Linked DNA regions of Homo sapiens: region 2 is linked to region 1. The links are chromatin loops, found by intact Hi-C in ENCODE. Cell type or tissue: heart left ventricle. All regions are shown on one strand.

Region 1 (8,000 bases):
AATTTGAACCAAATTCATAGATTAGTAATTGGGAAACAGATTACCTGGATCTGGATCCAAGTTGTAACTCTAGGTTATTTCTACTTCATGCTATTTTCAAACTTATAAAATGAGGGATAATATCAGTACTATCTCAGAGGTTTGTTGTAAGAATTAGTTGCTACTTATATATACCTCTAATAGCTACTGAAATAGCATAAGGATTCATGAAATATTAGCTACTGTTGGCACCATCATTCCTCACCGAAACTGAAAATATATATACTTTTCAGATCAAATCAATTTAATCTCTTTCACAACAGAGTTTTAGAAACATTTCTTCAATTTTCAATTCCACATTTCCACCTTCCTCGTTCTCTCTCATTCATACACCAATTCCACGTTTACTCCATCATTCTCTCTCATTCACACACAAAAGAACACACACTACCCACCACCACAATCACTAAATTTCAAATTTAAAAAAAGTGCAATCTTAACCCATAGTTACAACAAAGAAAGCATCTCCATAATTAATTAGAAAGTACACTAAGAAATAGATTCCAGGTTAGGATGGTAGGCTGATATTGCAATTACATATTTTTTCCTTCCTCATTTCCTAAAAACAAATTAGCAAAAAATAAATAAATAACAAAAAATAATTTTTAAAAATAATGAAACAATGTAAGGAATGTACCATAAATCACCAAACATTAAAAAATTGGTTGCCAAGGGGAACAAAAACAAACTGGTTCTAGAACTGAGGGAGCAACAAAGCTTAGTTCTTAATCATGTCCCCATGCCCCCAAAGCAATATTGGTAAGTTGACAAAATTCTGATAATTTTCTTAACGCCTTCAAATACAGAGAGAAACAAACTGAGTAGGTAACGTTACCTCTTTCCTCTTCTACCTGGAGATGCCAGAAAAACTTACAGAACAAATACTGGTGAAGCAAGAAATTGAAAAATGCGGCTGATTCACTAAAACAGAAGTAAACTCGACTCTACTCTCTTAAATGACTGAGGGAAATGATTCAAAGCCTAAGCACATCTTCCCATGAGAACTGTCTATAGTCTAATGAGATAGAATGAACTTGGTAGAAAATATTTAACAAAATCTTAGAAAAAAATGAGGATTTCTAAGAAAGACTCCTCACCTATTTCAAATAAGCTCTTCCTCTTCATGATAGGCCATAGGATATTCTACAAAAATCAAACTGTAGCTCAGGAGAGGGAAATATTAGCTTTACACAGAGAATGGAGAGGGAAATAAGTCACTAAGATATCCTGTTGTCTAAGCCAACAGAATATCTGCACAGAGCATTCTAAGAATGAACACAATGGAACAAAAAAGTATGGTAGTTATACAAACATATAGCACCAATCAATCAACAAATAAGTTAATACATAAATTTAAAATAAAACGTTAATATAGAAAAGACAAAACATCTGATGAAAAAGTATCTCAAGGAGTAAAAGAAAATTATTCATGATTATTTTTTCTAATGAACAACATAACAAAAACATAATGCAAATAAGATAAAACTCAAAATAAAGTGACTAAGGAAAGAGGCTGAAGTCCTAAATAAACAAAATTAGGAACAAAACATAAGCTTTATAGACATAATAAATAAATTACAAATAAATATCCCGGACAAAATAAAACATTAAAAATGTACTTACTGGTGGAAAAATAAGGCTAAGGATCAAAGAAAGTCAAGCAACTAAGGAATAACTAATAGATGTGAAAGACAAACATATATCTAACATATTATTAAGTGTTACTAAGCAAGAAAAAACAAAATAAAGTGAAAGTGGTATTTCAAAGTATAATCTAAAAAATTTTCTAAGAACTGAAGGAAAAATCAGAATCTGCTGATTATAACAAGAAACTATGTCCCAGGATAATTTGATAAATAATGTTCAATACTGAACCATATTCCTCTTAAAGAATTTTTTGGACAAAGAAATCACAGGCAGAAGACACAAAAAGCAAATCAGAAATTAAGGGAAAATATCAGACTGTCCTCTGAAAGCAACATTCAAAGTCAGAAGATAACAAAGCAATGTCTGCAAAGTTCTAAGGGAATTTAAGTGTTACCCAACAATATTAAGTCAAGCAAGGCAGTCATGGCACAGAAAGAGGGAGATGTTAGAGATTACAATTTGACTGAGGAACAGAAGGCGATCAAGGCCAACTATCCTCCAGTTAATAGGAATTATGAGTATTTGGATCATACAGCAGATGTCCAGTTACACACATGGGGAGATACTCTGGAGGAAGCATTTGAGCAATGTGCAATGGCCATATTTGGTTACATGATAGATACCAGGACTGTGGAGCCTCTCCAAACAATAGAAGTAGAAACCCAAGAAGTTTCTACTTTTCTTTTTCACTTTTTAGATGAGTGGCTTTATAAGTCCAATGCTGATGAATTCTTCATACCCTGGGAAGTGAAAGTACTTTGTATTGATCAAAGACATTTCCAATTACAATCAATTGGGTGGAGAGAAGAATTTTCATTGTCCAATCACCCTCAGGGAACCGAAGTCAAAGTTATAACATATTCAGCAATGCAGGTCTATAATAAAGAAAACCCAGAAGTTTTTGTGATCATTGACATTTAAGACCAAAAAAGAAAAGACTCCTAAGAAGAACTGGGTTTTTTTTTTTTCCTCTTCCTTTTGGGAAGACAATGTGAATTAAATTCTATAGTATCTTATGAAATACAGAAATTGTAGAACAAAAACTTATAACTTTATTTATTTACTTATTTTTCCTGAGACAGAGTATTGCTCTGTCCCCCAGGCTGGAGTGCAGTGGCACGATCTTGGCTCACTGCAGCCTCTGCCTTCCAGATTCAAGCGATTCCCATTACTCAGCCTCCCGAGTAGCTGGGACTACAGGCATGTGCTACCTCACGCCTGGCTAATTTTCGTATTTTTGGTAGAGATGGGGTTTCATCTTGTTGGCCAGGCTGGTCGCGAACTCCTGACCTCAAGTGATCCGCCCACCTTGGCCTCCCAAAGTGCTGGAATTATAGGTGTGAGCCACCACGACCAGCCAGAAATTTACAACTTGAACTGTGACTTTCCAAAATGGAAAATTAGGGCATGTCCTTGGTCTGTGTTCCCCAAATAGTCAATCTTTAAAGAATTCTTCAATTCCTACGGGGCAGTTATGGTCCTTCATTTGTTGATCATCTGCTGTGGCAGCAAGTGCCTCATGCCCTTCCATTGCAATGCAAGCCTTCCACCCTCCCCTCAGAACAGAATGCTGATGTCAGCAGCAGCCTGGTGCTAAATCCAATTTGGAAAAAAAAATAATTTGAGAAAATATATTTCCACACCCAGAAAAAAATATATAAAGTTAAGCAGAATGCCATTCAAATATAAAGATAGCAGGCAAATATTCTTAAACATGGAAGAACTTTAAGTTTACAACACATATAAGCCCCTTGTGGAAAAAGAATAACCATGAAATGCAGCCAATTAAGAACTGAGTCAAAAGAAAGAATCTGGAAATTAAGTTCCAACTAATAAAGTTGGGGAAAATGAAGAGTGAGTATTGAATTCACTTAAATAAAGAACAAATACTCAAGTACTATAAGAAATGTGATTATAAACATGAATGTTATAAATTTAGACAATATGAAAATTAAAATATAACTAAAAATTAGGAGGTGAGGGGAGAGAAAATAAAAGGAACATACAAGTGACTAATATCCTCAGCCTCCATAAGAGAGTGTGAATTGACATATGTAACATAAAAATCAACATCAGAGGAGGGCAGAGCACGATGGCAGAATAGAGGCCTATCCCGTTTGTCCACCCTGCTGCAACACCAAATTTTAACAACTATCTGCACATAGCAAAGCACCATCACTAGAACCAAAAATCAGGTGAGCGATCACAGTACTTGTTTTTAACTTCATATCATGGAAAGAGGCATTGAGGGGGGCAGGAGAGACAGACTTGAATCACTGATGCCACCTCTGCCCCATCGCCCAGCAGTGGCCATGCACTGCAGACAGAAACTGCACTTTGGGGAAGGAGAGCTCAACGACTGGAGAACTTTACATTGGTCTCAGTGCTGCCCTGTCAGAGCAAAGAATAAAGCTATGCTGGGCTCCTTCCATAGAGGGAGCATGAGGACCAGCCCTAGCCAGAGGGGAATGACATATCCCAGGGGACAGAACATGAGTTTCTTGGCAAGCCTCGCCACGCAGGCTAAAGTACACTGGGTTCCTAGATAAACTTGAAAGGAAGTCTAGGACACAAGGACGGCAATTTCTAGGCTCCTCCTAGTGCTGGGTTGGGCTCAGGGCCAGTGAACTAGGGTGGCACATGACCTAGAGACACACCAGCTTGCGTGGCTAAGGAAGTGCTTGCATTAGCCGTGCCCTAACCCCAGGGAGTGAAGCTCATAGCAATGAAAGTTACTCCTTGCTTCTGCTTAATGAGAGGAGAGCAAAGAGTAAAGAGGACTTTGACTTGCATTTTGGATACCAGCTCAGCCACAGTAGGATAGGGCACCAGGCAGAGTCATGAGGCCCCGTTCCAGGCCTTAGCTCTCAGATGATATTTCATTTCTAGACACAACCTGGACCAAAAGTGAACCCAGTGCCTTGAAGGTAAGGATCCAGTCCTGGTAGGATTCATCACCTGCAGATTAAAGAACTCTTGGGCCCTGAATAACCAGCAGTGATAACGAAGGGAATATACCATGTGTCTTGGGCTTTGAGACTTACTAGCTTCAGGGGTGACCCAGCATATTCCCAGCTATGGTGCCTACAGTGAAATACTACTAATGTTTCAGAAAAGCAGAGGGAAAAATAAAGGGAACTTTGTCTTGCATCCTATGTACCAGCTCGGCTACATGGGGGTAGAGCAATAAGCTGGCTCTTGGGGTCCCAAAGTCCAGGCTTAGGCTCTTGGACAGCATTTCCAGATGTGCTTTGGGACAGAGGGGAGCTCACTGACCTAAAGAGCGAGTCTCAGGCCTGGCAGCATTCATCACAAGCTGACAGAAGAGCCCCTAGGCTCTCAGTAAACATCAGTGGTGGCCTGAAGGAATCCCCTGTGGACCGGTGGTGGGGGTGGCCACAGGGAAAGGCAGCTCTGCCTGTGGAAAGTGAAGAGTAGGAAAGACTTTGTATTGTGGTTTGAGTGCAGGCATAATGACAGTAGAATAGAATATCAGGAAAATTGCTAAGCTGTTTAACTCCAGTCCCTGGCTCCCAGACAGCACTTTGGACATTCCCGGAGCCTGTGGGAACTCACGGCCCTGAAGGGAAGAAACTGGGGCAAGACCTAGTGCTGTGCAGGTTTCAGGTCTAACCCAGTGCAGCCCTAGTGGTGGTGGCCACAGACTTACTTGCATCACCACACCCCCAGTTGCAGGTGGCTCAGCAAAGAGAGACAGACCCTGTTTGTATGGGAGAAAGGGAAAAGAACAAGAGCCTCTGGCTGGTAATCCAGATAATTCTTCCACATCTTATCTAAGACCACCAAAATGGTACCTCTACGAGTCAGCAAAAAACACAGCCTTATTGGGGTTGGGGTCCAAGTCCTTTCAAATACCTGGAAAGCCTTCCCAAGGACAACAGTCACAAACAAGCCCAGACTGTGAAGACTACAATAAATACCTAACTCTTCAATGCTCATACACTGAAGAACATTAGCAAGTATAAACATCATCCATGAAAACATGACCTCACCAATGAACTAAATAAGGCACCAGGAACCAATTCTGACGAAACAGAGACATATGACAACTAAGATAGTTAATTCAAAATAGCTGTTTTGAGGCAACTCAAAGAAATTCAAGATAACACAGAGAAGAAATTCAGAATTTTATCAGATAAATTTAACAAAAGGATTAAATTTTTTTTTTAAATCAAGCAGAATGAGTAGGGAGGTGGAGTTTACAGTGAGTTGATATCCCACCACTGCACTGCAGCCTGGGTGATAGAGCCAGACCCTGTCTCAAAAAATAAAATAAAATAAATTTAAATATATGTATATATATACATATATATATGTATATATATACACACACACACACACACATACATATAGCAGAAATTCTATAATTGAAAAATGCAATAACATGCTGAAGAATGCATCAGAGTCATCAGAGTCTCTTAATAGCAGAACTGATCAAGAAGGAAGTAGTGAGCTTGAAGACAGGCTATTTGAAAATACATAGAGGAGAGAAAAAGGAATAAGAAAAAATGAAGCATGCCTACAAAATCAGAAAACAGCTTCAAAGGGGCAAATCTAAGAGTTAATAGCTTTAAAGAAGAGGTAGATAAAAAGAGAGGGGTAGAAAGTCTATTCAAAAGAATAATCAGAGAACTTTCCCAACCTTGAGAAAGATATCAAATTCAAGTAAAAGAAGCTTATAGAACAGCAAGCAGAAAGAAGATTACCTCTGGGCATCTAATAATCTAAAGGTCAAGAATAAAGAAAGGATCCTAAATGCAGCAAGAGAAAAGAAATCACATACAATGGTGCTTCAATACATCTGGCAGCAGACTTTTCAGCGGAAACCTTACAGGCCACAAGAGTGGCAAGACATATTTAAAGTGCTGAAAGAAAAACACTTTTACTCTAGAATAGTATATCCAGTGAAAATATCCTTTAAGCATGAAGGAGATAAAAAGACTTTCCCAGTCAAACAAACGCTAAAGGATTTCATCAACACCAGGCGTGTCCTAAAAGAAATGCTAAAGGGAGCTCTACAATCTGAAAGACAAGGATGTTCATGAGCAAGAAGAAACCATCTGAAGGTACAAATCTCACTGGTAATAGTAAGCACACAGAAAAGCACAGGATAGTATTACATTGTAATTGGAGTGTATAAATAAACCAAGTAGAAAGACTAAATAATGAACCAATGAATAATAACTACAAAAACTTTTCCAGACATAGATAGTACAGTGAGATAAAAAGAAAAACAACAGAAAGTTTAAAACTAGAGAGACAAAGTTACAGCATAGAGTTTTTATTAGGTTCCTTTTTGTGTGTTTGTTTCTTTATGCAATCAGTGTGAAGTGAAGTTGCCATTAGTTTTACATAACAGGTTATAAGATTGTGTTGGCAAGCCTTGTAATAACCTCAAACTGAAACAAATAAAATGGGTACACAAAATATAAAAAGCAAGAAATTAAATCATACCACCAGAGAAAACCACCTTCACTACAAGGAAGACAAGGAAAGAAAAAAGGAAGAGAAGTCTGCAAAACAACCAGAAAGCAAATAACAAAATGGCAGTAGTAAGTCTCTACTTATCAATAATAACATTAAATGTAAATGGACTAAACTCTCCAATCAAAAGAAATAAAGTGGCTGAATGAATTAAAAAACAAGACCTAATGATCTGTTGCTTGTAAGAAACACACTTCACCTATAAAGTTACACATAGACTGAAGATAAAGAGACGAAAACAGATATTCCAAGTCAGTGAAACAAAACAGAGCAGGAGTAGTTACATTTAATCAGATAAAATAGATTTCAAGACAAAAATTGTAAAAAGAGACAAAGACGGTCATTATATAGTGATAAAGGGGTCAATCCAGCAAGAGGATATAACGATTGTAAATAAATATGCACTGTATTAGTCCGTTTTCACACTGCTATAAAGAACTACCCAAGACTGGGTAATTTATAAAGGAAAGAGGTTTAATTGACTCACAGATCCATGTGGTTGGGAGGCCTCAGGAAACTTACAATCATGGTCGAAGGGGAAACTGGCACCTTCTTCACAAGTTGGCAGGAAAGAGAAGAGTGAAGGAGGAATTTCCAAACACTTATAAAATCATCAGATCTCATGAGAACTCACTATTACGAGAACATCATGGAAGAAACTGCCCCCCAGTGATCCAATCACTTGCCTCCCTTGACACATGGGGATCATAGGTCCCTCCCTCAACACGTGGGGATTACAATTCAAGATGAGATTTGGATGGGGACACAGAGCCAAACCATATCATGCACCCAACACTGGAGCAACTAAA
Region 2 (8,000 bases), 60 kb after region 1:
CTCTATTTTAATTTTTATTTTATTTTAAACTAATAATCATAAAAAATTTTAAGCATAAAATGATATAAAGTATTAGTCAATAAAGTGGCATTTATTAGATAATATTATGCAAAACAGGAAAACACATGAAGGTTTAATGTTTACTTTTTTTAATATACTTAAGTTGATAAGGAGGAGTTCAAAGAAATCTCATATATTTACTGTCAGAATTTTGAAAAACATAAAAAGTATATTTTCTAATTAATGATTGCTTCCATTTTAACTTTTTGAATGTCTAGACACTTTTTAACTCGAGAGAAAATCATTATTTATTAAGTTTTGCAATAAAACAATCCTACTACTGAATATTTATTTCAGTAACAAATCTTTATAAACTTATATAAAATTCATTAGCTTGCCTCAATCATTTCTTGAATCCACATATATGTTGGTTTCTGACAGCGTAATTCCAAAAAGTAATTACAACCTCAATCCATTTGTAAAAAGACAACAGAAAACAAGTATGTTACACCAGTTTAAAAGAATAAAAATCTAAAGAAAACAGATTACAAATGATTTATATGAATGCCTAGTGGTGAAGTTAATTACAAGTAACCCAATAAAATAGTGCCTTTATTATTGTACAGCAAGTAAAAGCTCTAGATGTAAAAACCAGAACTCTTTCTGCTGACTTCTGCATGCTCAATCCCACAGCACACAACATTAAGAATTAAACATGTGGTAAATAAGCCATATAGAAAACAGCAGTTTTTAAGTAAAAGCAGAAAACTTTCCTGCTGTTTAACCATTTGGGGCCTTCTACTCTGAATAACAACCACTGTAAACTGGCACTATGTATTCATGGAATAAGTTTTTATGGTTAATATGAAAATGAGATTTTAATTTCAGTGCTCAAAGTTTAACTCCAAATAAAACATAAATAACTGTAAAATAACACAGCATTCATTTTAGCATTCAGTAGGAGCAAATAAGGTATCTTATGTTTATGCTATGAAATGGTGATATCTACAGAATTTAAATTTTCCAAACCTCATAATACATCTACCTATAAAGCTTTGGTCTCTGAATTTAAACATATATTAGCAAAGACATATACACTTTATGTTACAGTAACTTCTTATGGTTGTCAAGAGTCACAACCTAAAGCCAGTCATAGTATGCTTAATGACTTTCCTGGTGTACAGAAATAAGACCTTTCAATCCAGAACGACTCAGTAACTCTTATCAAATATTTATCAATGTTCTCAATGAGACAATAGCTGATACCAACTATATATATATACATATATATACACGTATATATATATATATGTGTATATATATACGTGTGTGTGTGTATATATATATATGCATACCAAGTATAATACAAAGTCCTAATACATATTATGCATAAACATCATGATATAAGCCAGCAGTCCCCAACCTTTTTGGCACCAGGGACCAGTTTCATGGAAGACAATTTTTCCACAGACAAGGGGGTGAGGGGGGGGAATGGTTTCAGGATGATTCAAGCACATTACATTTATCGTGCATTTTATTTTATTTATTTATTTATTTATTTTGAGACGGAGTCTCGCTCTGTCACCCAGGCTGGAGTGCAGTGGCACCAGCTCGGCTCACTGCAAGCTTCACCTCCCGGGTTCATGCCATTTTCCTGCCTCAGCCTCTCGAGTAGCTGGGACTACAGGCGCCCACCACCACGCCTGGCTAATTTTTTGTATTTTTAGTAGAGACAGGGTTTCGCCATGTTAGCCAGGATGGTCTCGATCTCCTGACCTCATGATCCGCCTGCCTCGGCCTCCCAGAGTGCTGGGATTACAGGCGTGAGCCACCACGCCCGGCCGTGCATTTTATTTTTATTACTACATTGTACTATGTAGCAAAATAATTATATAATGAACCATAATGTAGAATCAGTGGGAGCACTCAGCTTGTTTTCCTGCAACTAGACAGTCCCATCTGGGGGTGATGGGAGACAGTGACAGATTATCAGGCATTAGATTCTCATAAGGAGCACACAACTTAGATCAGCTGCACGCACAGTTCACAACAGGGTTCATGCTCTGATGAGATTCTAATGCCGCTGCTGATCTGACAGGAGGCGGAGCTCAGGCAGTAATGCCAGTGATAGGGAGCGGCTATAAATACAGATGAAGCTTGGCTGGCTCACCTGCCGCTCACCTCCTGCATGGCCTGGTTTCTAACAGTCCACAGACTGGTACTGTGGCCCAGGAGTTGGGGACGTCTGTTTTAAACCATTGTTTGATCTACAACATAACTGAAATAATAAATGATGAAATACTTGATAACTTGGTTTTGCCCCAGAAATAAAACAGGACTGATAAACAATCAACAGTGCATCTCTCTAGTGGTATTTTATTCCTATTAATTTCACCTCCATTAGAAATCAATACAATATTAATTTATTTTGCACCTTTTTTTCTGAGTCAAAATCATCACAAATCTGTCTCCTCAACCCTCCTACTTTAAAAGTAGGGACCTCTACCCTCCTTAAGTCCTCAACAGTGCCTAATTCAATTTTCCATACAACAAACATTTGAATACTTGTTTTTATTTTTTTAATTTTTTTGAGAACAGGGTCTTGTTCTGTCACTCACTGAAATGCAGCGGTGCTATCACAATTCACTGCAGCCTTGACCCCCCTGGGTTCAAGCGATCCTCCCATCTCAGCATCCCAGTAGCTAGGACTGCAGGTGCACACCATCGTGCCCAGCTAATTTTTGCATATTTTGTAGAAACAGGGTTTTACCATGTTGCCCAGGCTGGTCTCAAACTCCTGGACTCAAGCAATTCTCCCACCTCAGCCTCCCAAAGTGCTGGGATTTCAGGCGTGAGCCACTGCACCTGGTCTTGCTTGTTAAATAAATCATAACTTAACACTGTTACTGAAAGAGGGAGAAACACTTCATTAAGAATACTCAGAGACTTTCAAAGCATTACTGGATATATTAGTTTCTTGTAGCTGCTGTAACAAATTGCCACAAACTTGGTGGCTTAAAGTACTATAAATTTGTTTTCTCATAATTCTAAAGGCCAGAAGTCTGAAATCAGTTTTACTGAGCCAAAATAAAAGTATCAGTAGAGCCATTCTCCTTCTGGAGACTCCAGGGGAGACTCTGTTCCTTGCTTCTTCCAGCTTCTGGTGGCTGTCAGCATTCCTTGGCTTGTGGCCAAAGAAAACAGGGTCTCTCTGCTCCATTTTCACATTGCCTTGTCCTCCATTTCTCTGTCTGTAGCCTCCCACTAACGATCTCTAATAATGATACATACGATAACATTTAGGGTGTACCCACATAATCCAAAATTATCTTTTCATCTCAAAATCTTTATCTTAATAAGATCTGGAAAGACATTTTTCCAAATAAACTAACATTCACAGGTTCCAGGGATTTGTCATGGCTATTTGTTGGGGAGCCATGTCTCAGTCAATCACGCTGAAGAAACCAAATGAGAACAGAAAGAGCAAGCAGACGAAAAGTGAACCTTACCAGCAAGTGCAAATTCAAAATATGCAAAGGAAACAAAAACTTTTTTTTTTAAATTTAGTGCTGTGTGGCAAGAACTGGAAAAAAAAATTAAACAAATCAAGTCACCTTATGCTCCAAGTGTTGGTTCTAATAATGACTGCATTGTGACTGGTTTTGTTTTCAATGTCAGAAATTCAGCTTAATTTGTTAAGTATAAAGCCTATCAGGCTGCAATAAACTGAAAGGTGGGCAGCTGAGCTTCTTGTGACAAGCTGATATCACACCGAGCAATCTAACTGCCTAATGCCAGAGTACTTAAGGCAGCAGTCCAGATTTGCTAAGGAGACTGGTTAAGCAACAGAAAGCTTCTTAAAAGTTCTCCCTCATTATTTTACTTTCTCACTGCCCCTAACCAACTTCTTTTTCCCTTTTTAACTTACAATACTAGCAAATAGAATCCTGTTCTCACGAATTAGTAGCACTTCACAAACAATTATAGGATAATAGCGTACCGTTCCAATGGATAGAAATACAAGACAAGTCTGAAAGATCAAGCAACTTTCTAAGTGCTCTCAAGTAAAGAAATAGGTAAGCTTTTCTGAGAAAAAGAAATAAAAAGAAACCAAAATTAAATTTAACTTCAATTTTGTAGTATCTGATACACTGCAACAAGAATAAACTGACAAGCCAGCCAGCAAACAAGGCAGTACTGATGTTTCAATTAAATGCCTAATTATAATCTGAGCTTCTAAATGAAGAATTTACAGAAATAAATAATTACTACCAAAAAGAATGCACTGTGTTGTATCCAGTATTCAGGACCTTGGTAAACAGTTTCACACTCACTATCTATAAAAGCCCACTGTGGAAGAGAAAGTGTCAGGAGAATGTGGGGAACAGATTTAGGGTCACACAGTTTGGGGTTTCTGGTTAACTACCTAGAAGATAGTGTGATATGCTTAACACATATGTCTCATATATGGATACTATTTGTAAGTCAGCATGGAAATAAGTATAAATGAAAATAAAACAGCTATTAAGAGGCCTTGAAAATAAGGCAGAGAAGTTTGAATTTGACAAAACAGTAAACAACTACAGCTTCTCCTGGAAAGAAAATATAAAGACACTCTACTAGGAAAGTAAATTTGTTAGTATGTACTCAGAGATAAAATCAGGAGAAAGGAAAAAGGGCATTTCACTAATTCAGGAATAAATTGGACCAGAATCTAATTCTTTTATCTCACTCTCTGCCCAAGTTTTATTAAGGTATAACTGAGAAAAAGAAATTGTATATATTTATATATCCAAGGTGATTTGATACGTGCATAAATTGTAAAATAATTAAATCAAGCTAATTAACATATCTATAGCCTCATATACTTATCACTTTGTGGTGATGCTGTAGGAGTTATTAAGAAATTATTTTAGGCAGATAGAGAGGAAAAGGGGTCCTCGGGAAGTTTTCATTTTTAAAGCTGCTTCAGAAACGTTTCTTGTAAAAGTCCTGGCTCTTTGAGCCTGATGGCAACCTTTGATATGCAAATTTAGGCCATTTGAAACTGGGTCCACCCAAACTTGGTGATTATCGCTGCCTTTTTGCCCTTGCCCCACATGATCCTGGCAACACAGCTGCCCCCACATATCCCCATGTGTGTAGAACATCATGGTGCCCTGTATTTGCATATTAAAAGGCTAGGGTGGGAGGCCCAGCCTTTTTGCCCTACGTGAATGACATGCCTGGTCAAACCAATCCCCTGAGCCCTATGCAAATCAGACACCACCTCCTCCAGCCTCTACATATACCTGACTGGTATCCACTGCATTTGGGGTTCCCTCTCTTGGCTTTGGAGCCCCGCTCCCTCTGTCTCTGTACAGGGGAGCTCCTTCCTTCTTTCTTTCCCCTTTCTATCTTGCCTATTAAACTCTCTGCTCCTTAAAACCACTCCACGTGTGTCAGTGTCATTTTATCTAAACTGGCATGAGGATCAAGAACCCTGGTGTTCCTCCACTCATCGGAGTCATATCAGTGAGAACATTTAAGATCTACACTCTTAGCCAGAATCTGATTCTTTACAGAGGGCTTTTGAAAATGATATTTCCTTTTATTTCTCCCCAATTTGTAACCACCCAATGGGCTCACCTTGCCCGCTGCCTAGACAGAGCCGATTTATCAAGACAGGGAAATTGCAATAGAGAAAAAATCGTTCATGCAGAACCTGCTGTGCGTGAGATAAGAGTTTTATTATCACTCAAATCAGTCTCCCCAAAACCTGGGGGTTTGTTTTTCAGGATAATTTGGTGGGGAGGAGGCCAGTTAGTCAGGAGTGCTGATTGTTTGGATTGGGGATGAAATCATAGGGAGTCAAAGTTGTCCTCTTATGCTGAGTTAGTTCGGGGCGGGGGCGTGGGGACAGAACTGGTTGGCAAGTTCAGGTGGGGCCATCTGGTTGTCAGAAATGCAAAAACCCGAAAAGACATCTTAAAGGCCAATCATAGGTTCACAGTAGTGATGTTATTTTCGAGAGTATTTGGAGAAGTTGCAATCTTATGACCTCTGGAAAAATGTCTGGTAATATTTAGAATTCCAGCCCCTCTCATCCTAACTTGGTGGCTGGTGGCCTTTCATTCATTTTACAAGAACAGTCTAGCTTTTGGGAAGGGCTACTATTTAAACTATAAATGAAATTCCTTGTCAAGGCTAGTTTGGCCTACGCCTAGGAATGAACAAGGACAGCTTGGAGGTTAAAAGCAAGATGGAGTTGGTTAGGTCTGATATATTTCAGTGTCATAATTTCCTTAGTTATAATTTTGCAAAGGAGGTTTCAAATTCTACTAGGACTCAGGAATCATCATAATGAACAACTGTTAATGATAATAATGTACTTGACCAGAAAAAAAAGGTGGATTATCACAGAACTAGATTAACTACTATAAAAGTATTTCTCAACTACGGTAAAACAGGAGGTACGTTGAAAGTAACATAGTATAAACAAAAAGCACTAAAGTTGACAAAAGGGGCACTTAAAAACAATTAGAGTAGTAATACAAGTAACACGACATCAGTGTTACTTGTATTTTGGTACATTTTGTTTAGTATCCCAGAAAGGGCAGTCATTAATAGCTAGCACATAAAAACCACGGAATCATCTTTGGGAGCCTATTGAAAAAGTGAATGTTATCCATTATCCTTGTCTACATGGAAATGAAGGCCAGAAATGGCTAATCTATGAGACCTCGTCTAGCTCCACCAGGTTAGGAGGATGAGAAGTGCCTGAATTCTGTTAAGATGTAGGCATAGTTATCAGCCATTGTTCCAGAGGTCACAACATTTGCAACTTCCCTAATTACTCCCGTAAATAACATCACTGTTGTAGACCCTAAGGTTGGCCACCTTTTGAGATGTCTTTTAAGACTTTTGCATTTTGCATTTCTTTTTTTTTTTTTTTTGAGATGGAGTCGCCTGGGCTGGAGTGCCAATGGCATGATCTCAGCTCACCGCAAGTTCCGCCTCCTGGGTTCAAGCTATTCTCCTGCCTCAGCCTCCCGAGCAGCTGGGACTACAGGCACCCGCCACCACGCCCAGCTAATTTTTGCATTTTTAGTAGAGACGGGGTTTTGCCATGTTGTCCAGGCTGGTCTCAAACTCCTGACCTCAGATGATCCACCCAGCTCAGCCTCCCAAAGTGCTGAGATTACAGGCATGAGCCACTGCTCCTGGCCTAGACTTTTGTATTTCTGATGACCAGATCACTCCAGCCAGACTCAAGATTCATGACTCAAGGGTCCTGTAGCCCTCACCCAGAAGTGGACTCAGCAAAAGAGGACCATTTTCCACCATCCAATGATTTTATCCCCAAACTATCAGCAGCACTCTGACCAAAAAAATATGTTTAAAAAACCCTAGTCTCCAAATTTTTAGGGAGGCTGATCTGAGTACTAATAAAACTCCACAGTCTTCTATTTAGCCAGCTGTATGTGTATTAAACTTTTTCCCTATTGCAATTCCCCAGTATTCATAAATTGGCTCTACCTTGGCAGCAGGCAAGAAGAACCTATTGGGCAATTACATTGGAAATACCGAATAAATGAAGAGGATTTTGAGTGCTGTTAAAAAATACTCAGATTCGGCCAGGTGTGGTGGCTGACGCCTCTAATCCCAGCACTTTGGGAGGCAAAGGTGAGCAAATCACCTGAAGTAGAGAGTTCAAGACCAGCCTGGCCAACATGGTGAAACCTTGTCTTTACAAAAATAAAAAAAAGTCGCCAGGCATGATGGTGGGTGCCTGTAATCCCAGCTACTGGGGAGGCTGAGGCGGGAAGATCACCGCGGAGGTTGCAGGGAGCCAAGATTGCGCCACTGCACTCCAGCGTGGGTGACACAGACAGACTCCATCTCAAAAAAAAAAAAAACACTGATTCAGAATTCAGTAACTTTAATTTACAACCTACTTTGCTCTGTAAACAGTACTGCATAGTTTTACATGCACTGCCTAATAAGATCCTTTTTTAAAA

The links. A loop is a pair of places that touch in the nucleus more often than their neighbours do. Peaks named below come from ENCODE experiments on the same cell type or tissue, not always from the same donor. Only the 100,000 strongest peaks of a DNase experiment are listed, where the experiment ranks them.
Region 2: it touches region 1 in a loop (2.7-fold over the local background); 1 of 110 quality-filtered maps calls a loop at or near these places.

Annotation. Positions count from the first base shown.
Region 1 is chr4:150,718,872-150,726,871 of GRCh38, forward strand. The region is part of intron 36 of LRBA (LPS responsive beige-like anchor protein); the gene reads right to left. It also overlaps the pseudogene ZBTB8OSP1. Among named protein-coding and RNA genes, the nearest start is that of MAB21L2, 140 kb to the left of the region's middle. RefSeq lists a silencer at 4,086-4,380. In heart left ventricle, a CTCF peak has its summit at 4,132; a DNase peak (open chromatin) is centred at 4,260; H3K27ac peaks cover 1,067 bases.
Region 2 is chr4:150,779,336-150,787,335 of GRCh38, forward strand. The region is part of intron 34 of LRBA (LPS responsive beige-like anchor protein); the gene reads right to left. Among named protein-coding and RNA genes, the nearest start is that of MAB21L2, 200 kb to the left of the region's middle. In heart left ventricle, no CTCF peak of the experiment used is centred here; no DNase peak of the experiment used is centred here.